2 separate regions of the Homo sapiens genome follow, and region 2 is linked to region 1. Evidence: chromatin contacts called from ENCODE POLR2A ChIA-PET data. All regions are on one chromosome and are shown on one strand. Each heading gives the region's core, a stretch centred on a gene start or an enhancer-like site at or near the end of the contact. The rest is flanking DNA. Distances are from core to core; before and after follow the strand shown.

What was found. ChIA-PET counts read pairs that join two places held with the same protein, here RNA polymerase II (POLR2A).
Region 2: POLR2A ChIA-PET joins it to region 1 with 12 read pairs in IMR-90. The contact joins two enhancer-like sites. POLR2A ChIA-PET finds 5 or more read pairs at or near these places in 2 of 52 experiments (IMR-90 and activated CD4-positive, alpha-beta T cell).

The regions. Positions count from the first base shown.
Region 1 is chr17:72,511,019-72,517,376 of GRCh38, reverse strand. The region is part of intron 1 of LINC00673 (long intergenic non-protein coding RNA 673); the gene reads left to right. Among named protein-coding and RNA genes, the nearest start is that of LINC00673, 79 kb to the left of the region's middle. RefSeq lists enhancers at 1-480, 1,443-1,632, 1,780-2,280. Within about 2 kb of position 1,901, at least 11 of the 41 ENCODE cell types and tissues checked have a DNase peak (open chromatin) inside an H3K27ac peak, as active enhancers do.
Region 2 is chr17:77,043,489-77,049,445 of GRCh38, reverse strand. No RefSeq gene overlaps it. Among named protein-coding and RNA genes, the nearest start is that of SNHG20, 42 kb to the left of the region's middle. Within about 2 kb of position 3,630, at least 2 of the 41 ENCODE cell types and tissues checked have a DNase peak (open chromatin) inside an H3K27ac peak, as active enhancers do.

The sequences.
Region 1 (6,358 bases), core at 652-3,151:
CAAGACCGTAACAAAATTTCCCCATTTCTTTTCTTTTTTTCCTTTTTTTTTTTTTTGCCCCGCCATTTTTGGAATTTCTTATAGTCTAAGATGATTCTTACTATACTCATGTTTCCATCCCACCAAACCTTGAATCCATTGAGACTCAAATGGGCTCTAGAGAGCATGAAAGAGTTAACGTGTCCCTGAGTGCCCAGTTTCTTACAGGATTAGGGGAAAAGTGACTTTATTTTTATTTGCAGCCCGACTCAAGCTCAGTGTAATTCCACAAACTGTTGAATACCTTCTACGGGAGTTCACAGGCAGTCCGTGGGGATGGTCACAGGCACGTGATGTCAGGTTCTGTTTTTGGCTGTCTTGAGTGATTAGTGAGTTGCGTAACCTCTTTGTTCACCAGGTCCCTGTCTGGGAATCATTTGCCCTCAGCCTGTGTGTGTCCTGTGGGGCGAGAGGGGGAGTGCTCTGCTCACCACCCTGCACCCGCTGCCCGGCTCTGCTTCCCACTCTTGGCTGGTGCCCCGTGGGCCTTTCAGGCGATCTGGGCGGAAGTAGGTCAGGGACCTTCCAGCTGTGGGATCCCCAGTGGGGTGAGTCCGTTGCTTTGCTTGGCTGTTGGAGCTGAACCCACTTTTGTTTCCTAAAGGAGTAGCCTTTTAGTTTTAATTGAAAAAGCAAGCACCGTACTTCTGTCAAGCAAAAAGGTGTGAATTTCCTTCTTTTTTTTCCTCCCTGATATTATATGTGTATTTTTTTCTTTAGGAAGGGTGAGCCTGTGGATTTTCTTCCTAAAGTCAGTTTTATTGAGGAATAATTTACATACAGTAAAATTCATCCTTTTTTTAGTGTTCAGTGGACTCCATTTCTTTTTTCTTTTTTTTTTTTCTTTTGAGACAGGGCCTTGCTCTGTCATCTAGACTGGAGTACGGTGGTGCCATCAGAGCTCACTGCAGCCTTGATCACCCAGGCTTAAGCTATCCTCCTGCCTCAACCTCCCGAGTAGCTGAGACCACAGGCATGTACTACCATGCCTAGCTAGTTTTTCCATTTTTTATTTTTTGTAGAGACGGAGGTCTCACTGTATTGCCCACGGTGGTCTTGACCTCTTGGCCTCAAGTGATCCTCCCATCTCGGCCTCCCAAAGTGCTGGGTTTACAGGCATGAGCCACTGTGCCTGGCTAGGATTTCAGTTTTTAATGCAAGGCTGTCTTCCTAAAATATCCCCATAATCAGATTTGGAGTGCTGTGGCTTCATCTAGGCATGCAGAGTTGAGTACCTGAGAAGGCAGTGCTTGATGTATGGTCCTTGAGATGAAATGGATTCAGGCATACTAAGAAAGTGGTACAAGGGAGACACATTAAAATGAGTTTTTACCCTTTCATTGTGAGAGTTGAATGACAATTGCTAGACATTTGCCTATGTAGTTTTAGAAAGATTCTAACTGGAGCAGCGCTTGGCTGGAGGAGGTCAATTGTATGTCTGCGGAAAGGGTTCAGACAGACTTGTCATCATTTCCTGGCGCTGACCCTGGCTCTTACCTGGAAAGCCCCTAAACCACCCACCCCAGGGATCCACGGTGCAGGGAAGGTGGTCATGCAGAAAACAACCTCTAGCGAGTTGCTCGGCTGAGGCCCTCTGTAGGTGACCTTGTCTTGCCTCCAAAAGACTGGACCTCCTTTTCTTCTTCAGTGGTAAAAGGAGTTTCTTGGTGCCACCGTGGGCTCTGGGCAGAGACTGTGCCTTCCTCCCTTTTGTGTCTGAGTCGCCCCGCATGCTTTGGCGCAGGGAGTTTGGGCCAGAGCGATCTCCAGCCCCTTCCAGTTCACTGGCTCTGTGATAAGGTTCCTGGGGATTTTGTGTCATGTTGCTTGGAAACCAGATGGAAATAGGCCAATTACCATTGAAGTGGGGCGGCTCCTGAATGTTCCAGGACCAGGAGATTTGAGCTAGGCTTGGGACCTTCTCTTTGCTGGGTCTCTCCCTGGTCCTGCCTCCTAAGAAAGAGAAAACAAGCAAATACTCTGTCTACATTCAGATACGATGCCTTACATGAGAGTAAGAGAGCAGGAGGAAACTGCTCAGCTGCCTCATTTTCCTCCTGGGGTGGAGGTGGATGATTGTCTTGCCTTCAATCTTTAAGAGGCTGAAGCCAGCCTCTGACCACCTTGGGCATGATGGCTGGACCCGCAATGTGCCTGTCAGTAGAAGGAAGGGAGATTTCGAAGGCTGGAGAGGACAGCTTTGTCTCTTCGCAGCAGCCTGTGGGCTCCCAGCCATATCCTGGCTGAGCGATAGCACATCCAGCTTGCTTGGGGCCAGGGCTGAATCACCATGAATCCCCCACAGCTTGGCAGTGGCTGCTTAAAGAGACCCAGGGCTGAAATAACAGGGGAGGTTAGAGGCTCTCGCTGGAATCAGGCTAAATGAGAGAATGGCAAAGATGAGGGAATCTATCAGAATCTACTGAGATTCAGGGATAGGCCGGGCCTGTCTGCAGGGGAAGAGATGGGTGTGGGCATTGGAGCATTGCTACAGGAAGCCCAGGGGCCAGCTCTGTGGGCTTAAGCTCGATGCCTTCATTCCAAGGGGCCCTTCTACTAACACAATTTAACATGATTGAGAGTTTTCACTTTGCTAAAGTCCTTAAAGACCTTGCCACATTTAAGCCTACCCACTGTCACATATATATTGGCCCATTTTACAGATGAGAAAGCGAGGCGTAGAAGGATTAAGTAACTACCCAAAGTCAAGAGCAGATGGATTATTTCTCCCTCAGGTTGTGTCGCTACCTTTTTAGGCCAATCCTTTGTTAGCTTGCTTGCACAATGGGATTCCTAAGCCTGGAGGAAGCTACCTCTATCTGCAGTCACAGCTCATTGCTGTGTGTGCTTGATTAATGTTGGTCCTGTGTTAGTCTATTATCATAGTGCTATGAAGAAATACCCGAGACTGGGTAATTTATCAAGATAAAGAGGTTTCATGGACTCACAATTCCACATGGCTGGGGAGGCCTCACAATCATGGCGGAAGGAAAAGGAGAAGCAAAGGCGCCTCTTACATGGTGGCAGGCAAGAGAGTGTGTGCAGGGGAACTGCCCTTTATAAAACCATCAGATCTCGTGAGACTTATTTACTGTCATGGGAATAGCATAGGAAAAACCTGCCCCCATGATTCAATTACCTCCCACCAGGTCCCTCCCATGACATGTAGGGACTATGGGAGCTACAATTCAAGATGAGATTTGGGTGGGGACACAGCCAAACCATATCAGGTCTCCTTCCACTGGACTGGGGAGCTGGATGTTTTTGTTGCATATTTTATCTCCAATACTTGGCAAATTAGACTCTTTAATTGTTGAATGTGGCCAGGCATAGTGGCTCATGCCTGTAATCTCTGCACTTTGGGAGCCTGAGGTGGGAGGATCACTTGAGCCCAGGAGTTCGAGACCAGCCTGGGAGATATAGGGAGACCCCATTGCTAAAAAAAAAAAAAAAAAAAAAAAAAATTGGCCAAGCATGGTGGTGCATACCTGTAATCCCAGCTACTCAAGAGGCTGAGGTGGGGCTGAGTGCAGTGGCTCACGCCTGTAATCCCAGCACTTTGGGAGGCTGAGGCGGGCAGATCATGAGGTCAGGAGATCGAGACCATCCTGGCTAACATGGTGAAACCCTGTCTCTACTAAAAATACAAAAAATTAGCCAGACGTGGTGGCGGGCGCCTGTAGTCCCAGCTACTAGGGAGGCTGAGGCAGGAGAATGGCGTGAACCCGGGAGGCAGAGCTTGCAGTGAGCCGAGATTGCACCACTGCACTCCAGCCTGGGCAACAAGAGTGAGACTCCATCTCAAAAAAAAAGAAAAAAAAAATGAGGCTGAGGTGGGAGGATTGCTTGAGCCCAGGAGGTCACAGCTGCAGTGAGCCGAGATTGTGCCACTGCCTTCCAGCCTGGGAGACAGAGTGAGATCCTGTCTCAAAAAAAAAAAAATGTTGAAGATGTGAATGAATGAATGACCCCAAACTCTTATGGCTAACTTTTTTGCCACCTAGTAGACTCCAGCTGCTGCTAGGCTGGGTGTGTGTAGAATAAGGCCCTGTGAACACAGACATCCCTCTCGGGAATAAGAGCTGAGCAGTGCACTTCACGGTCCCCAGGCGGCCCACACCATCTGTTTGCTGCAGCAGGATGGCTTGGGTGGTCCATCCAGGGCCCTGCCCAGAGTCTCTTGGGGCCAAGGCTTTCCCACCCTGTCCCTCTCACTGCCCACCTCCAGGTAGGCACAGTAGGGAGGGCTGGCAGGAATGACCCAGGAGTGAAAGCAATCCTCTTGTCTTCTGGTGGGAGGATGGAGGGGCCAGGGCAAACTGTGAACCAGCCTTTGGACGGGGTACCCACCCACTTCCGTGACTCTCCTTGCCCCCCTCTGCTGGGCTCTTTAGGGAGCATCGAGCTCTCATGTTACTTTAGTGGTTGAGGCCACCCCTGGATTTCCCTCCTGAAGTGTCCCGTGTTGCAAATGGCCCTTTGTTCTTTCTTCTCTAGGGTATGGGAAATGTGGTGGCTGCCCCAGGTCTATGCAGCAGGGGAACCTGAGAGCCTCCTAAGGGAGGAGGGGCAGAGTTTTCTAGAAGCTGGTGTTCATGTAAATAACCCTGGGTGCTTCAGTGATTAGTCCCAGCTAGGAAAGTAGACAGAGAACCAACCCAATCAAGTTGTGAGAAATTGAAAGCACTCCAGCTTTCTTACAGATATTTTCTTTTTCTTTTTTTGGTCAGGGGGACGGAGTCTCGCTGTATCGCCCAGGCTGGAGTGCAGTGGCTTGATCTGGGTTCACTGCAACTTCCACCTCCCAGGTTCAAGCAATTCTCTGGCCTCAGCCTTTCAGGTAGCTGGGATTACAGGCGCATGCCACCATGCACGGTTAATTTTTGTAGTTTTAGTAGAGACAGGGATTCGCCATGTTGGCCAGGCTGGTCTTGAACTCCTGAACTCAAGTGATCTGCCTGCCCTGGCCTCCCAAAGTGCTGGGATTACAGGCGTGAGCCACTGTGCCTGGCTGATATTTTCTTTAAAATGAAATAAATATATAATTGGAGGGCATTACAGGTGATGTGAAGGTAGCAAGGCAGCTTGTGGTTTTTAAAGGAGGAGGAGTGTGGCTGTCCCTCAGTGACTCCTCTAAGTTCAATGACCTGGAGACCAAGAGAAGGGGACATTTGAGGATCTCGACCTTGTCCTTCCAGCAGGTGCTCCCAAGCCACCTCTGGGCCTGAGAATAGGCATCACATGACTCTGTTTAATCCTCCGACACAGCAAGGAGTGGCATTCTGGATCCACACTGCCTGCCTTTGAGCCCTGGCTGAAGCCTCTCTGATTCAGCCTCCTGAAGGACTTCCAGGGACTTCGCTACTTTCCCTGTCCCCTCTCACCTCCCACTATCTGCCCCCAGAGGTGTGGCTTGAGTCACCTCCTTAGGAAGTTTGTCTTTTATGTTGGATTTCTATGTAGCTCAATTACACCATGGTTATTCCTAAATGTCAGGCTTAATTTGTTGCAAGTTTTACTTGATCCCAACAGTGTGTTTTATTTACAGTAGGGAAGTCTATTCGTATAACCTCCCTCTTTTACAGTTTGTGCTTACAGAGTATGCATAACTATTCCCAATTAAAAGAAAACAAACACACACAACACTGTTGGAGTATTGCTTATAGCGCGGGGCTTTGGTAAAGCCTCACATCAGTGTGGTCCCTTTTCTCAAATTCTGCTTCATGACAAAGCCCACATACGTACACTTACACACTCCTTCAGAACGCTACAGTCTGATCTTGTAATGGCTTGGGTTTCAATTTAAGGTTGGTAGGTTGAATCACCTAAATTTTACAGATCTCCAAATAGGTCTAAAAAAGCTCCCATTCACAGAAATGTGCTTGCTTCACCCTGGAAGATACACGCGGAAATAACAGTGCTTTGGTTTTCAAGGCTTTCGTTTCTCTTTGCAGTAACTTGCTCCTCCTGTACTTAACGCAATACTCCATCAGCTAACAAGAGAAAGCGTCTCTTTTGTTTTTTTGTCTCTGCAGCTTTATTGAGGTGCAGCTGACTAATAAAAATTGTATTTATGTATTCATGGTATGCAACATGATGATTTGATATACATTGTGAAATAAGTTTTACAATCAAATTAATCACAATCAAATTAATTAGTGCATTCACCACCCCACATAATTACCGTGTGTGTGGGGTTGGGGGTAAGGACACTTAAGATCTACTCTTTTAGCAAATTTCAAGCGAGCCATGTTGTATTATTAACTATTGTCACCATGCTGTGCTTTAGATCCCCAGAACAAATTCATCTTGTAGCTGA
Region 2 (5,957 bases), core at 2,381-4,880, 4.5 Mb before region 1:
TTGCATTTTAAGACACAAGCCATGGGGATTATTACAAAATTACTCCAGTTAATTAAAAAAGAGAAAAGCTTTGAAGTAATTTACTAGTGTTTATGTATTTTGTCCCAGAGTGGTCTCCGCAGATCTGCTAGACTCAGGCACTGTGCAGCTTTCTCTTATCACTGGCTGCAACAAGGACACTTCGAGATTAATTATTGATATAGATATTTTTTTTTGTCATCAGATAAATCCCTCAGCACCTCTGAAGAATCTTGGTTAGTCAGACTTGGAAAATGGATCTATGGGTTTCTCCAAAGTAGCCTTTCTTCTCCTCCTTCAATAAACATGTGAGGCCAGGCATTCTAGACACCTGATGAAAATGGCTAAGAAAGTAGTCTTACCACTATGTCAAACCTGAATCTGACCAAGCTGCTTGGTCCAATTTCCAATCCATGGAAACCTTCTGGCAGTGCAGGAGATGGAGGCACGTGCTAAACCCCACCACGGGGTGTAAGATTTGGGCTGCGGGATTCTCCACAGAACCAGTGATCCTCCTTTTCAAGAGATAAACTGCAAGGGAAACTGGCAGATTAAAAGAAACCTAAGAAACATACCAACCAATTACAATGTTTTTTTTATTTGTTTGTTTGTTGGCAGAATCTCAGTCTGTTGCCCAGGCTGGTGTGCAGTGGTGTGATCTTGGCTCACTGCAACCTCTGCCTCCAGGGTTTAAGCGATCTTCCTGCCTCAGCCTCCTGAGTAGCCAAGATCACATCTGGCTAATTTTTTGTATTTTTAGTAGAGACGGGGTTTCACCGTGTTAGCCAGGCTGGCCTCAAACTCCTGACCTCAAGTGTTCTGCCCACCTTGGCTTCCCAAAGTTCTGGGATTACAGGTGTGAGCCACCATGCCCAGCTGAATGTTTGAAATTTGTTTGATTCCCGATTAAAAGAAAACTTTAAAAAATTAAGGTATTTAGGGAAGTTTGAACACTGACTGGATATTTGATGCTATGGAGAAACAAAGATTAATTTCTTGAAAGTATGATAATGATGTTGTGGTTTTTTGTTTTTTAAGATTCCTTCTTATATATTTCTGTATTGTTTTATTTAGTATGAGTGTGTATTACTTTTGCAATTAAAATAAGAGAATAAGATTTTTTTTTAAAAAAAAAAACTAGCCTTTTTACAGCCTGGGCAACATAGTGAGACCTCATCTCTACAAAAAACTTTTAAAAAATTAACCAGGCATGGTGGTGCACACCTGTAGTCCAAGCTACTGGGGAGGCTGTGGCAGGAGGATGACTTGGGCCCAGGAGGTCAAGGCTGCAGTGAGCTAGGATGGTGCCACTGCACTTCAGCCTGGGTGACAGAGTGAGACCCTGTCTCAAAAATATAAAAATAAAAAACACAACTAAATTTTTATATTAAACCAGGTACCGAATGGCATCGTAGGTTTGCAAATAAATGCTGAAATATTTATGAAAAAAGAGATTTCTTCTCTTTCAGAGATACATACTGAAATATCTATGAATGATGTTGAAGATTTGCTCAACTATAATCCGATGGCAGAGAGGGACTGGTAGAATAAAACCAAATTCACCCATGGTTGATAATTGTTAAAGCTAGGTAATGAGTACATGGATTTTCATTATAGTATCCCTCTGAGCAAATATTTGAAATTTTCTATAGTAAAAAGGATTTTTAAACAAGTGATTTTCCTCAAGCCAGAATGTTGGATGGAACATCACTGAAGTCTTGAAAGCAGCAGGAAGGCCGGGCATGGCAGCTCACGCCTATAATCCCAGCCTTTTGAGAGGCCAAGGCGGATGATCACTTGAGCCCAGGAATTCGAGACCAGCCCGGGCAACACGGTGAGACCCAGTCTCTGCAAAAAAAAAAATTAGCCAGTCACAGTGGCCCATGCCTGTCAAGTCCCAGCTACTTGGGAGGCTGAGGTGGGAGAATCACTTGAGCCCAGGAAATTGAGGCTGCAGAGAGCTATGATCATGCCACTGCACTCCAGGCTGGGTGACAGAGTGAGATCCTGTTTTATTTTTTTAAAAAAGAAAGCAGCAAGACCCTCTCTTCTCCCTACGGTCCACTGCATTTGCACACCACTGATCCCTAAAACCCAGCCCCGCAGTGCTGCCCCACTATCCACGGTGCCTTCGTCGGAGGGGGATGGCATGAAAGTTTCCAGTTGCCTGGCAATGGCTGGCAGCAAATCGATCTCCTGCTCTGTAGCACAGTAGTCGAATATTGATTATCTGGGTGATTTGAGGATTCAACTCTCTGGACGAACACATTTTTTTTTGGCTGGGGAATTGATTAGGACCATGACAGGGGGTAAGCTGAGGGAAGAGGCATTGCAGAGAAGGGCTGGGATGGGGCGAGGAGACAGGTGAGGAAGGAGTGTGGCCAGGGAGGGGGTGAGGAGAAGCTGCCTGATGTCAGACAAGGCAAGAATGTTTCTGAGAACTCAGCCCTTGCCCTCCACTCTCCGAGACCTTTTAGAAGCACTTACTTTTGATCTAGCACCTCTGCAGCTGGACGGCGCCTTGGGATGGATGGATTCCTAAGGATGGGTGACTGCACAGCATTCTGAGTGTGCCAGGATGATCTCTGTTACCAGCTAGTTCGAACTTTATTTTATTTGAGATAAGGTCTCACTCTGTCGCCGAGGCTGGAGTGCAGTGGTACTACCACAGCTCACTGCAGCCTTGACATCCTGGGCTCAAGCTATCCTACCACCCTAGCCTCTCAAGTAGCTGGGAGCACAGGTGTGCACCACCATACCATGCTAATTTTTTTTTTTTTTTTTTTTTGTAGAGACGGAGTCTCACTATGTTGTCCAGGCTGATCTCGAACTCCCGGGTTCCAGCAATCCTCCCACCTCAGCCTCCTGAGTAGCTGTGGCCATGCAGGTGCCACCACTCCCAGCTATTTAAAACATTTTTTTTCTTTTCTTTTTTTTTTTTTTTAGAAATAGAGTCTAACCATGTTGCCCAGGCTGGTCTCAAACTCCTGGGCTCAAGTGATCCTCATGCCTCAGCCTCCCAAAGTGCTGGGATTACAGGTGTGAGCCACCATGCCCAGCCTGGTTACACATATTAAGGAGGCCAAGCCTCCAGCATTGGGCCTGGATTTGGCCAATTGGCTCGAACAGCTGAACTAGCTTTGCTCTATGTATAACCATATTGATAATTAATAAGGTAAGGCTGTTTGCTGGGGAGCCTGGGCAAGATAATGAATGTGGCTCCATGTAAGGGACCCCCCATTCCTGGCAAATCTACTCCAAGTTTATTTTCTTCTTGTGGGAGGATCAGTAGTGTTAATTGCTGCCGATTTAATATTCAAAAGGACAGCTAGGGAGAATGTGGGAAGAAAGGGAAGCCTGCTCCCTTGAATTAGTCAACTATTATTGCTTAACAAATAATTCCAAAACTCAATGGCATGCAAAAGTGAGCATTTATTTCTTACTCATTTGCCTGTGGGTCAATGAGGGTTTGGCTGATCTTTTCTAGGCCCAGCTGGAGTAGGCTTCATGCTGCAAGCAGGTCCAGGCCTGCTCTGTGGGATTCCATCCTCATTGTGATGTAGGACAGGCGAACCCCAACGTTGAGGCTTAGCCCAGGAGGGTTCTTGTCTTTGCCCAGGAGATAATTCAAGGGCAGGCCGGTGGTGCTAAACAGCAATCTTTTCTGGAACGGTACTGCTCTTTGCAGAGCAGGGGTGACTCATAGGCAGTGTGCCCAGAGTCGGCAACATATGAGCTCTTGGTAACTGTATTTATACCCACTTATACCCACTTTCAATCACATGTCAGTTAAGGGGTTGGTTAATGCAGAGTGAGGGGGCAGATTATTTAGAACTCTCCAGGAAAGGGGCAGTACCTTCCAGGTCACTGCCATGGAAAAGTGATAACTTCCAGGTCATTGCTATGGCATTTGTAAACTGTGATGGAGCTGGTGGGAGTGCCTTATGCTATTGAGCGACGAGGGCAGCCAAGAATCACCCTGGTCATCATCTGCTGGTTTTCACTGGTTTCTTTACTTTATCCTGTCTGGACGAAATCCTGTTTGTTTTGGTCAGCATGGTTATGGCCAGAAAACAAATCCTACCAGTCTTTTACCTCAGTTGGACTTGTGGTTAGTCAAGGCACATCCTATTCATAGCAGAAGGCAGATGGGCAAGAGGGCAAGCCGTCCACATCAGCACTTCAATCTACTGCACTGATCACGTCTGCTAACATTTCATTGGACAAATCAAGTCCCAAGCTCAAACTCAATATTAGTGGAACAGGCTGGGCGCAGTGGCTCATGCCTGTAATCCCAGCACTTTGGGAGACCGAGGTGGGTGGATCACTTGAGGTCAGGAGTTCCAGACCACCCTGGCCGACATGGTGAAACCCTGTCCCTACTAAAAATACAAAAGTTATTTTGTATTTTGTATTTTTTTTTTGAGACAGAGTCTCACTCTGTCACCCAGGCTGGAGTGCAGTGGCATGATCTCAGCTCACTGCAACCTCCCAGACTGGAGTGCACTGGTGCAATATCAGCTCACTGCCACCTCTGCTTCCCAGGTTCAAGAGATTCTCCTGTCTCAGCTTCCCGAATAGCTGGGCCTACAGACACGCGCCACCACGCACAGCTATTTTTTTATTTTTAGTAGAGACAGGGTTTCACCATGTTGGTCAGGCTGGTCTCGAACTCCTGACCTCAGGTGATCCACCCACCTCGGCCCCCTAAAGTGCTGGGATTACAGGAGTGAGCCACCTTGCCTGGCCGTTATTTTGCATTTTTACTAAATACAAAAGTTATTTTGCATTTTTACTAAATACAAAAGTTATTTTGCATTTTTACTAAATACAAAAGTTATTTTGTGTTTTTTGGACTTTTTTTTATTATTATTATACTTTAAGTTTTAGGGTACATGTGCACATTGTGCAGGTTAGTTACGTATGTATACATGTGCTATGCTGGTGTGCTGTACCCACTAACTCGTCATCTAGCATTAGGTATACCTCTCAATGCTATCCCTCCCCCCTCCCCCCTTTGTATTTTTACTAAATACAAAATTTTGTAGCTGGGCATGGTGGCAGGCACCGGTAATCTCAGCTACTCTGGAGGCTGAGGCAGAAGAATTGCTTGAACTGAGGAGGCAGAGGTTGCAGTGAGCCGAGGTTGCTCCATTGCACTCCAGCCTGAGTGACAGAGCGAGACTCCATCTTGAATAATAATAATAATAATAATAATAATAATAATAATTTAAAAATATCAGTGGAGCAGGGAAGTACCCTCTGCCCACAGTGCACACAGAGTATCTGCTGAATAGTAATTTAATCTATCACAACTGGATACGGTTTGGATCTGTGTCCCCACCAAATCTCATGTCAAATTGTAATCCCCAGTGTTGGAGGTGGGTCCTGATGGCAGGTGATTGGCTCATGAGCGCGGTTTCTCATGAATGGTTTGGCGCCGTCCTCTTGGTGCTGTTCTCGTGAGATCTTGTCGTTTTAAAGTGTGTGGCATCCCCCTCCTTGCTCCTGCTCCTGCCATGTAAGATGTCTGCTCTTACAAGACATCTGCTCTTGCCCTCTGCCATGAGTCAAAGCTCCCCGAGGCCTCCCCAGAAGCAGACGCTGCCATGCTTCCTGTAGAGCCTGCAGAACCGTGAGCCAATTCAACCTCTTTTTCTTTATAAATGACCCAGTCTCAGGTATTTCTTCATAGCAGCGCAAGAACGGACTAATACACAACATCTGAAAGGCAGTCTGTGTTTTTTTTTTTTGTTTGTTTTGTTTTTTGTTTTTGTTTTTTAAATTTTGAGACGGAATCTAGCTCTGTCTCCAGGCTGGAGTGCAATGGTGTGATATTGGCTCACTGCAATCTCTGCCTCCTGGTTTCAAGCGATTCTTCTGCCTCAGCCTCCCGAGTAGCTGGGATTACAGGCATGCACCCCCATGCCCGGCTAATT